Linked DNA regions of Homo sapiens: region 1 is linked to region 2. Evidence: chromatin loops called from intact Hi-C (ENCODE). Cell type or tissue: mammary epithelial cell. All regions are shown on one strand. Each heading gives the region's core, and the rest is flanking DNA. Links, peaks and the distances in the headings are about the cores only.

Region 1 (5,398 bases), core at 132-5,131, 110 kb after region 2:
GAGAAAACAAAAGTACTGCCTTTATATGCAACATTGGGATTTCATTCTAAAGAAGATACAATCATAGTAATGTTAATAAAAGTGGAAATGTAGCAATATATTTTTCAAAATTGTAAATTAAACATGACAAGAATAAATATTGATTGATTTCATTGACTATATAAAATTAGGTCAAATAATTTTAAATGATTTTTTTCAAAGTATATTTTCTTTCTTCTGGATAGAAAAACATGACATTTTCGTTGTACAAATTTGAAAAGTAAAGTATAAAGACATAAAAATAATCCATAATCTCTTAACTAGGGCTAAACTTTGTTAAATGCATTGTGTATTTAAATTAAATATCATTTTAAAAATTATTATTAATTTACATCTATCTGTGTGTATAACCTGGATTCCACTTATTATGCATTATATTTTTATAATTCATTTAATTCATTAAATAGTCTTTGAACGCTCTCTTTCAAAGCTGCTCATTATTTCATTATACATTCATTACTTCATTTAGTGTAACCCTTACTGTTAGGATTTTGGATTGATTATAATTTTTCAATATTATAAAAATATTGTAGTAAATATATTTATACATGTTAGAGGACACCTGAGATTACTGTCTTTGAATAAATTCCTAGAAGGAAAATTATTTGGCAATATAAACGAATTCACGTGTTTAAGGCTTTTGATAGATATTACAAAATTACCCTCAAAAAGTTTGTACACTTTATTTATTTATTTGAGACGGAGTCTCGCTCTATTGCCCAGGCTGGAGTGCAGTGGCACGATCTTGGCTCACTGCAAGCTCCGCCTCCTGGGTTCACGCCATTCTCTGCCTCAGCCTCCCGAGCAGCTGGGACTATAGGCGCCTGCCAACATGCCTGGCTAATTTTTTTGTACTTTTAGTAGAGACAGGGTTTCACAGTGTTCGCCAGGTTGGTCTCGATCTCCTGACCTCATGATCTGCCTGCCTGGGCCTCCCAAAGTTCTGGGATTATAGGCGTGAGCCACCGCACCCAGACAGTACACATTATTTATTACTTTCATCCAGACAGGCAACACTGATTTCCCCTATAACCTCTCTAATATCACTATTACTTTTGTTAAAATCTTTGCTAATGATTAATAGGCCAAATTTGGTTCCCCATGTTTATTTTAATATTTGTTTCTTTGATTACTAGTGAGGTTTGACATGGTTACAAGTGTTTATTAACCATTTGTATTTTTAGATAATTATGTTTTTTACTAAATTTTATGAGATATATTAATATCTTTATTCATTAAAGGAAAAGCACTTCATCTGTCATTTGTATTGTACTTTTTTTATTTTGTGGATGCCTTCCACTTTTAAAAACCTTCATTGTTATGAGATTAAATCTAGCATTCTTTATCTTTTTCGATTTTGCCTTTGGTGTAATGCTTTACAAGTCCTCTCTACTCTCACATTAAATAAGTATTCATTTTCACTTTTATTAGAATGTTTGAGCTTTATTTTTCCATTTAAATATTTACTCCACCAGAAATCTCAAATCTTAAACTAAATGCCTGACTAATGAAAACTCCTGTGGCCTGTTTATCCAGAAGACTAAGGGAAGAGGAAAGAAGTTGTAGTCACACATAGGTCCTGCCCCATCATTGCATCTTCTTTGTGTGTGTTGGTGAAGTGTGAGGCTCCATTTTTACTTATGTTGCCCTCTGTAACCCTGTCAGCCTATCATCTTGCCACCCCACTGGCCTGGTACAATAACTTCCAAGCAAACTCAGATGCCAACTAAAGCTGCTCTTCTTCAAAGCTATAAAATTAGTAAAATGAAAGGAAGTTTCACCTCTCCAAACTAGAGGATGATGATGAAATCTGATCAAGGTCTCTTCAACTTCCATTTCACAGATCATGATGTTAAGCAGGTGCTTAGTGTCTTCCTTTAATTTAGCTTGATCAGGGAAATATTGCCCATGCATGGTACCACTAGCATTGACCACCCTTTGCCTCTGCTTTTTTCATATACTTTAGTCATTCTGGAGCTGTGTTGAGCATGTGCATGGGGGTTGGGGGAGACAGAGACAGAGGAGAATAGGAATATTGGAAGAATCAAACTGGTAATGGACATCTGAGTTCACAACATCTTTGTACCTAGATTTCTGTCAAATAATTCTTGAAAGAGATGGTACCCTCCAGTTGAATGTAGAATCTACAAAAACACCAGTTATTCAAGCCAACTTTTCTTCAAGAGCCACAGTATGTCTACACTGAAAGTCTAGTGAGGCAAGTTATCCCGTCTTCTCACCTTTATGATTTCCAAAAGTGTTGAGGAATCTCCAAAGCACAAGTGGCAACTGCTTTGATTTGATTCATTGATTTGTTTCCTTTTTACTAAATCTCTTCCTATTCTGAGGACAATTTTCACATATTTTAGGATTCAAAATTCTTAATGCATATTCATAGTAGTTTTATTAAGATATAATTTACACACCATAAAAAATCACCATTTTAAAGTGTATCACTCAGTGGTTTTTAGTATGTTCACAAAGGTATGCAACAATCATCATTATGTAGTTTTAGAATATTTTTATCACCCCAAAAGAAGCCCCATACTCTTTAACCATTAACCACATAACCATCAATAATCACTTCCTATTACACCCAGCCTCTGACAAAAAATACTCTACATTTTGTTTCTGGGGATTTGCCTATTCTGGACATTTCATAAGATGGAATCATATCGTATGTGGCCTTTTGGCTCTGTGTTCTTTCACGGGGTTTTCATCACATCCATGTTGTAACATGTACCTATACTTCATTTGTTTTTATTGCTAAATACTAATTCAGTGTTTGAATATCCCACATTCCTTTATCCATTTATTCATTGGTGAGTAATGAGGTTGTGTTTACTTTTTGGCTAGTATGAATAATGCTGCTGAACATTCATGTAAACGTTCTTGTGTGGACATATGTTTTAAATTCCCTTGAGTCTGTACCAAGTAGTGGAATTGCCGAGTCATAACTTACTCTTTACCTTTCAGAATCATCCTACTTTTGAATGTGTATATGAAATATCCCTTATTTTTCACTACATTCTTTAAAAACCTTTATCCTAACTTTGGTTTCCATCAAAATACAGGCATACTTCATTTTATGGGGCTTTACTTTATTGCACTTCAAGATACTGCATTCTTTACAAGTTGAAGGTTTGTGGCAACCCTGCATTAAGCAAGTCTGTCAGCGTAATTTTTTCAACAGCATGTGCTCACTTCATGCATCTGTGTCACACTTTGGCAATTCTCACAATATTTCAACTTTGTAATTGCCATTATTTAATTATTACTGTATGTGTTATGGTGATCTATGATCAGTGATCTTTGTTGTTACTGTGGTAATTGTTTTGGGGTGCTATGAACCACATCCACATAAGACAGCAAACAATCATTAAATGTGACGTGTTCTGTTTCAGCATCCCTATCTCTCTCCCTTTCCTCAGGCTTCCCTGTTCCCTGACACACAACGATGTTAAAATTAGGCCAATTAGTAACCCATTCCCACCCCTAATGTTCAAGTAAAGGAAGAATTGCGCATTTCTCACTTTAAATCAGAAGCTAGAAATGATTAAGCTTAGTGAGGAAGGCATGTTGAAAGCCAAGATAGGCCAAAATCTAGGCCTCTTGCACTAAGTACTTAGCCAAGTTGTGAATGCAAAGGAAACATTCTTGAAGGAAATCAAATGTGCTACTCCAGTGAACACATGAATGATAAGAAAACAAAACAGCCTTATTGCAAATATAGAGAAAGTTTTAGTGATCTAGATAGAAGATCAACCAGCCACAACATTTCCTTAAGCCAAAGCCTAATCCACAGCAAGGCCATAACTCCAATTGTATGAAGGCTGAGAGGTGAAGAAGCTGGAAAAAAAAGGTTTGAAGCTGGCAGACGGTACCCCATGAGATTGAAGGAAAGAAGTCACTGCCATAACATAAAAATGCAAGGTGAAACAGCAAGTGCCAATGGAGAAGATGCAGCAAGTTATTCAGAAGATCTAGCTAAGATCATTGATAAGAGTGGTTACATTAAACAACAGATTTGCAATGAAGGTCTAACAGCCTTCTACTAGAAGAATATATTATAGCTAGAAAGGAGAAGTCAATGTCTGGCTTCAAAGCTTCAACGAACAGGCTGACTCTCTTGTTAGGGGATAATGCAGCTGGTGACTTTAAATTGAAGCAAATGCTAATTTATCGTTCAGAAAATCTTAGAATTATATTATTTAATTATTCAGAATATTAATAATTATTTACTATTCAGAAAATTACATAATAATTATATTATTTACTATTCAGAAAATTACATAATAATTATATTATTTACTATTCAGAAAATTAAATAATTATATTCTTTACTATTCAGAAAATTAAATAATAACTATATTATTTAATTATTCAGAAAATTAAATAATAATTATATTATTTAATCATTCAGAAAATCTCTTAAGAATTATACTAAATCTACTCTGCCTGTGCTCTATAAATAGAACAACAAAGCCTGGATGACAGCACGTCTGTTTACAGCATGGTTCACTAAATATTTTAGGCCCAGTGTTGATACTTATAGCTCAGGAAAAAAAAAAAAGATTTCTTTCAAAATATCACTGCCTATTGACAATGTGCCTGGTCACTCAAGAGCTCTAACGGAGAGGTACAAGGGCATTAATGTTATTTTCATGCCTGCTAACGCTATCCATTCTGTAGCCTATGGGCCAAAGAGTAATTTCAACTTTTAAGTCTTATTTTTTAATAAATACATTTTATAAGACTATAGCTGCCATAGATAGTGATTCCTCTGATGGGTCTGGGAAAAGTAAATTGAAAATCTTCTGGAAAGGATTCACCATTCTAGATGTTATTAGAACATTAATGATTTGTGGGAGGAGGGCAATATACAAACATTAATAGGAAATTGGAATGAGTTGATTCCAACTCTCATGGATGACTATGAGAGGTTTAAGACTTCAGTGATGGAAAGAACTGCAGATGTGGTGGAAATAGCAAGAGAATTAGAATTAAGAGATGGAGCCTAAAATTGTGACTGAATTGCTGCCATCTCGCGGTAACTTGAATGGATGAGGAGTTGCTTCTGATTGATAAGCAAAGAAAGTGGTTTCGTGAGATGGAATCTTCTCCTGGTCAAGATGTTATGAACATTGTTGAAGTGACAGCAGAGGATTTAGAATATTACATAAGTTTAGTTGGTAAAACAGCATCAGGCTGGAGAGTGGTGCTACCAAAGGCATTATCATAAAGACTTTTAAAAGAGGAAAGTTGAGTTGAATTGCACCAAAGGTAAATATAGACGAAAAGAAGGGGAATTTAGGAAAATTTACTCAGAAAATTGTCATTTTTTACTTTAAAGCTATGA
Region 2 (5,398 bases), core at 78-5,077:
AAACCTTATGTTAAACACCCATCTCATTCAGGGTAAAATCAACAATCTTTGCAATCAATGCTCTACAAGTATCTGTGTAATCCAACATATTCCCTGCTATGCTTCCTTCCCCCTGTCCAGGTCTATTTACTGATCCACCAGCACCAGCCTTCATGGAGCACTTCAAATATGCCAAGATTATTTTCATCTTAGTGCCTGTGCACTTATTTTTCCTTCCAGCTGGAACCTTGGCTGGCATTGATGCCTTAGCCAAAATGAAACCTTTGAAGGTCTTTCCTTACAACACTATTTAAACTGCAGCCACTCCAATACTCCCTTTCTCTTTGTCTGCTTTCTTCATCTCCATACCCCTTATTAATATTGTACCATTTGTTCATTTATTTTGTTATTGTCTGTTTTCTCCCACTAAGGTTTAAGTTCCATTAGGGTAGAATTTTTTCTTGGTTTTCTTCCCTCCTTTAAGTCATGTGCCTAGAACAATTTCTGTCATATTAGAAGGTTCTCAGTATTTTTGTTGAATGAATGAATGGCTCTCTATTCTATAAACAATGATAGAAGCTCCCCAATCTACAATTAATGATTTAAAATAGCTGACCTCTCTTTCCTAAGTTCACTCTTTCAAATTAGCCTTCAGCTCTAGCCAAATCATACTATGCCTGCAACTCGCCTTCCTGTTTCCTAGTCACTGTTCTGTGTCTAGATTCCTTCATGCTTATGAAAATAATACCCAAACTTCAAAGCCTACTTCAAGGCTGTCTCTTTAGTAAAGGGTAAAAAGAAGAAATTTTTCATAATGTTGATTTGAAAATGTAGAAAAATCTGGATATAATAAAAGTTAATATTAGCTTTACCACCTTAGTATTTATGAACATTTATTAACCTTTAATATATTTACTTTTAAAGATTACCTTAGTATCTGGTTATACTTTTTTGTAATGTGTGTACTTTTGACTTAACAATATTCATATCTTCCTTGATGCCTATCCTCTGAAAGCCTATCATGTATATTGTCTTAACCATATTTGTATATGAATGCATGTGTAACTATATTTCTTATTTTGTTTTAATGAATATACTGCATATGATTACTGTATTACAAGTAATTATGAAACTGATTCTTAATCTAATTTCAAACAAAAAAGATATGTCATTGATCATAAAGAGTATAAAATATACAACTTTTATTTATCTCACTAAAATATGTTCCTTATTACCAGAAAACAGTTTAGTTTTATCTTTTTAAAGTGATTTTAACACTCAATAATTTTCTTATAACTTTCTGTGATTATTAATGTATTTTGAAGTATATGTAAAAATAATTCACGAATTTACTGGTAAGCTTTTATTGTATATATCTGTTGTAATAAATGCAAAGTTTATTTTACATGTTATTTTGATTAATATGGAATCCTATTCACTCTTTTTTTAAAAAAAATATATAGGTGTTTTGTCTTAGCTTAATAGGCAAAACTCGGGAAGAACTAAAACCTCTTATTTCCATGAAATTCCTTCGGCCCCTCAGAGTTCTATCTCAATTTGAAAGAATGAAGGTAAGAGATAAGTTTCTAAGCTAATCTACAAATTTTTATTTGGAATTACTAAATTTGCACAAATTGGGAAGCTTTGTTTTCTTCTCGTTTGTACCTTTAACAGTATTAATACAACAAAAACTTTACGTTTCATTGCTTAGAAATAGAGAGGAATAGGTATGTTTATTAAGATTCTAGGTTCTTATTCCTCATAAAGTATAAAAACCAATACAGACAAGTAAAAGAAACTAGTATTTGAGAGAGAAAATATAGTTTTAAAAATATATTTCTACCCCATATACATATGCATATTACCAAAATTGTCTCCATTTTAAAAATACGGTTGTCAGAAAATGAAACTTGGATCAGTTAACAAACTTTAAAATTATACAAACATTGTATACCCTAAGTGGTTACTCACTGAATGAAAGAAAAGTTTGAATTTTAAGATAAATTTACTTTTTTAATGTCACAATCACAAGTGATGATTTCTTACCTCTCCTGTCTTCATCACTCACATGTTAAAACCTCTTCTGAACAATGTAAAGAAAATTAATAGATTGAATATTATAAAATGGCCAATGTCTGAAAAATGTAAAGAAAATAGATTGAATATTATAAAAGGCCGGTGTTCAATCTTTTGTACCTGAAATGGAAATCCCATAATGCTCGACCTAATAGAAAAAAATGGAGTCTGTGACCACCACAAGTAGTATAAGTATGTAGCTATACAGTGACCCATTGTATACAGAAATGGGAGAATACGTTCAAATGTACCTTTTATTTTATAATACATTTATGTGTTTTTGCATTTTTATTTACATAGATTTTTTTCATATCAGTCTGCCACTTTAATTACTACGTAATATCACATATTCATTGCTATGGTAGAATCCAGTGAGAAAATTATTAACGTTTAACCTTTATCCCTATAGTTTATTGTATTATGTGTTACATTTAAACTGTTATTAATTAAGAAACCATAACACTTAAACTCCTTCCACTTGGTGAAATGTGGATGTTTATTTTTCTCTATAAATACAAACAGAAATATAAATGATTTTAAATATGTATTTTATTTAAAAAAATAATTTCAGAAATTTTAATAATTTCACTTTTATGATTGTGTAAAGTACTTAAGTACATTAGTTATATTTGTATATGTATACTTAGCCCGTGATTCATTATAATATTCTTGTAATTCATACAAATGTATCGTTGACTCATTATAATAGTACTTAGGCCTGATCTATCTGTTTCTTAAATACATTTGATTTATTTGTGTTGGGAAATTAATATTTTGATTATGTAGTAAATACATAAAATTCCAAATGTGGCAAAATTCCAATTATACACCTCAAAAACAAAAAATCTAAAATAGTAATTGTAACATATAATAAGAAACAGACTTCATTTAACCATATCATGAAGATCCACAAGGTGGTGATATTGCCCAGTGCTTTTAAACCAAAATAAGGTGGCAAATAAGCTGAAAATAAGGTGGTTGAATGGTTTGATAAGATTGAAGTTAAAATGACAAAACAGCCTAGGCACGGTGGCTTACACCTCTAATCCTAGCAATTTGGGAGACCGAGGCCAGCAGATTGCTTGAGCTCAGGAGTTTGAGACGAGCCCGGGTAACACAGTAAGACCCTGTCTCTACAAAAAATACAAAAATTAGCCAGGTGTGGTGTGTGCAAGTGTAGTCCCAGCTACTTGAGATGCTGAGGTGAGATGAGGTGAGAGGATCACCTAAGGCTGGGAGGTCGAGGCTGCAGTGAGCCGAGATTGCTCCACTGCACTCCAGACTGGGTGACAGAGTGAGACTGTCTCAAAAAAAAAAAAAAAAGACAGCCACATTTCCAGTATAAATACAGTTTAGTGATAGGAAAACATTATAGAATATTCTGACATGTAAACTACAGAGGGCCTATTTACTCAAAATACACATGCACACACACACACACCCCCCTAAGTAAATATGTAACTAAAATAAACTCTTTTTTATTTTCAAAAAACGGGATAATACCAGTTCTTTTTCCTAATAAGTTTAGACATATAGGGAGGAAAAAAAAGTAACAAAATCAGCAAGTTGTCTGCCCCAATTTAGAGAAAAGGAGGAAGAGATTTGCCAGGGAAACTGACTCTGTCAGAAATTAGGCCCTGTACCATTTAATGCTGTACATTCATTAGAATGGCAATGAAACAATGGCTGTGGACAATTCAAGGTCAGGAAAATAGTAGCCATGCTTAGGTCAAAGTCAGGTTCAGACCTGAAGCCTCATCTCCACCTCTGGAAGTTCTGTAAATTATCTCTGAAGATATATCATTGAGTATATTAGGAAGTTACATGCTTACAAAATTAATGATTTATGTATTTAATAAGTTTAAGGTCTTAGGTGCTGTCTACTTTTCAAATATATGTGTCAACTATATCCACTCTTTTTATTCTTTATATGTAGATTTTCTAAAAGACATGGCATTTTTCTTCAGCAGAACAATTAATGGACCTTTCAAAATATTTAAAAGTATTAACAAAAGATCTGTGATCTAGTTTTAGAAATAAAAGTGTTACTGAAATCATAGTTAAAAGCCTAAATATTAATTCAAAGACAGGCAACTATGGAACATAAGGAAGAGTATGCAGGCAAAAGGATTAGTATCTAGTAATGGCTGAAGGAAGGGAAGGTTAGAATGGTAGAAAACAGAATCAGTGGTGCCTCAGGAAGAAAGTGAAAGAAGGTCAGGAGAGGGAAATCAAAAGTATAAAATTAAGAGAGGCCAGGCACAGTGATTCACGCCTATAATCCCATCACTTTGGGAGGCCGAGGTGGGTGGATCACCTGAGGTCAGGAGTTCAAGACCAACCTGACCAACATGGTGAAACCCCGTCTCTACTAAAAAAAAAAAAAAAAAAAAAAAAAAAGCCTGGCGGGGTGGCGTGTGCCTGTAATGTCAGCTACTCCAGAAGCTGAGGCAGGAGAATCGCTTGAACCCCAGAGGCAGAGATTGCAGTGAGCCAAGATCGGGCCATTGCACACAAGAGCAAAACTTGGTCTCAATAAAATAAATAAATAAAATAAAATAAATAAAAAAATAAAAAAGCTAAGAGAAAAATAAGTAGTGGAAATAGTAAAACTATTATATTATTATATTAGATATAGCAACTGATTTGCATTTGCCGTAGCAGCTTCAGTGGAGTAATAAGAATACAATTCTGATTTGAATTTTAAAGAGTGAAGTCAGTTGAGGAAATAATGACAGTGATTATAGATTATTGCTGGTATTCAAGTTTAGGTGGCAGATTCATCTCCCAAGCTTCATACTCTGGAGTGACTCACCAGTGACACCAAATGGTTCAGTGAGGATTGAATCTTTGTGACGTACAGCAACCCATTTAATTTCCTGAAGCAATCTCTTCTCTTGGCTTCATTGACAGTACAAACTATTGGTCTTCTGATTCCCCTAACTACTCTTTCACATATTATATTTCACTTAAAATATATAATATATATATTTTAAAATAATCTCATACATACACATGGGTTCAGTTATCTTGAATGATCATTTCTGGCATGATACAGGACATCAATAAGCATATATATATATATATATTAAGCCAGCAAAATAATTATTTATTCTAGTATTTGTACTAATTAGCTCTGTTGCCATTTAATGATTTTTTAGTACAAACATTTTAAGAATATCTAGAGTTGAATGTATTTTCTTTTTTGTGGGGGGATGGAGTCTGGGTCTGTTGCCCATGCTGGAGTTCAGTGGCAGTATCTCTGCTCACTGCAAGCTCTGCCTCCTGGCTTCAAGCGATTCTCCTGCCTCAGCCTCCCGAGTAGTTGGGACTACAGGTGTCC

The links. Peaks named below come from ENCODE experiments on the same cell type or tissue, not always from the same donor. Only the 100,000 strongest peaks of a DNase experiment are listed, where the experiment ranks them.
Region 1: it touches region 2 in a loop (3-fold over the local background); 2 of 110 quality-filtered maps call a loop at or near these places.

The regions. Positions count from the first base shown.
Region 1 is chr2:166,312,031-166,317,428 of GRCh38, reverse strand. All of the region lies in intron 1 of SCN9A (sodium voltage-gated channel alpha subunit 9), which reads left to right. Among named protein-coding and RNA genes, the nearest start is that of SCN9A, 61 kb to the left of the region's middle. In mammary epithelial cell, for the core only: no CTCF peak of the experiment used is centred there; a DNase peak (open chromatin) is centred at 2,808; H3K27ac peaks cover 530 bases.
Region 2 is chr2:166,417,342-166,422,739 of GRCh38, reverse strand. It overlaps SCN7A (sodium voltage-gated channel alpha subunit 7), which reads left to right. Exons shown (of 26, transcript NM_002976.4): 20 at 1,443-1,550. Among named protein-coding and RNA genes, the nearest start is that of SCN9A, 44 kb to the right of the region's middle. In mammary epithelial cell, for the core only: CTCF peaks have their summits at 2,977 (motif pointing right) and 4,866; no DNase peak of the experiment used is centred there.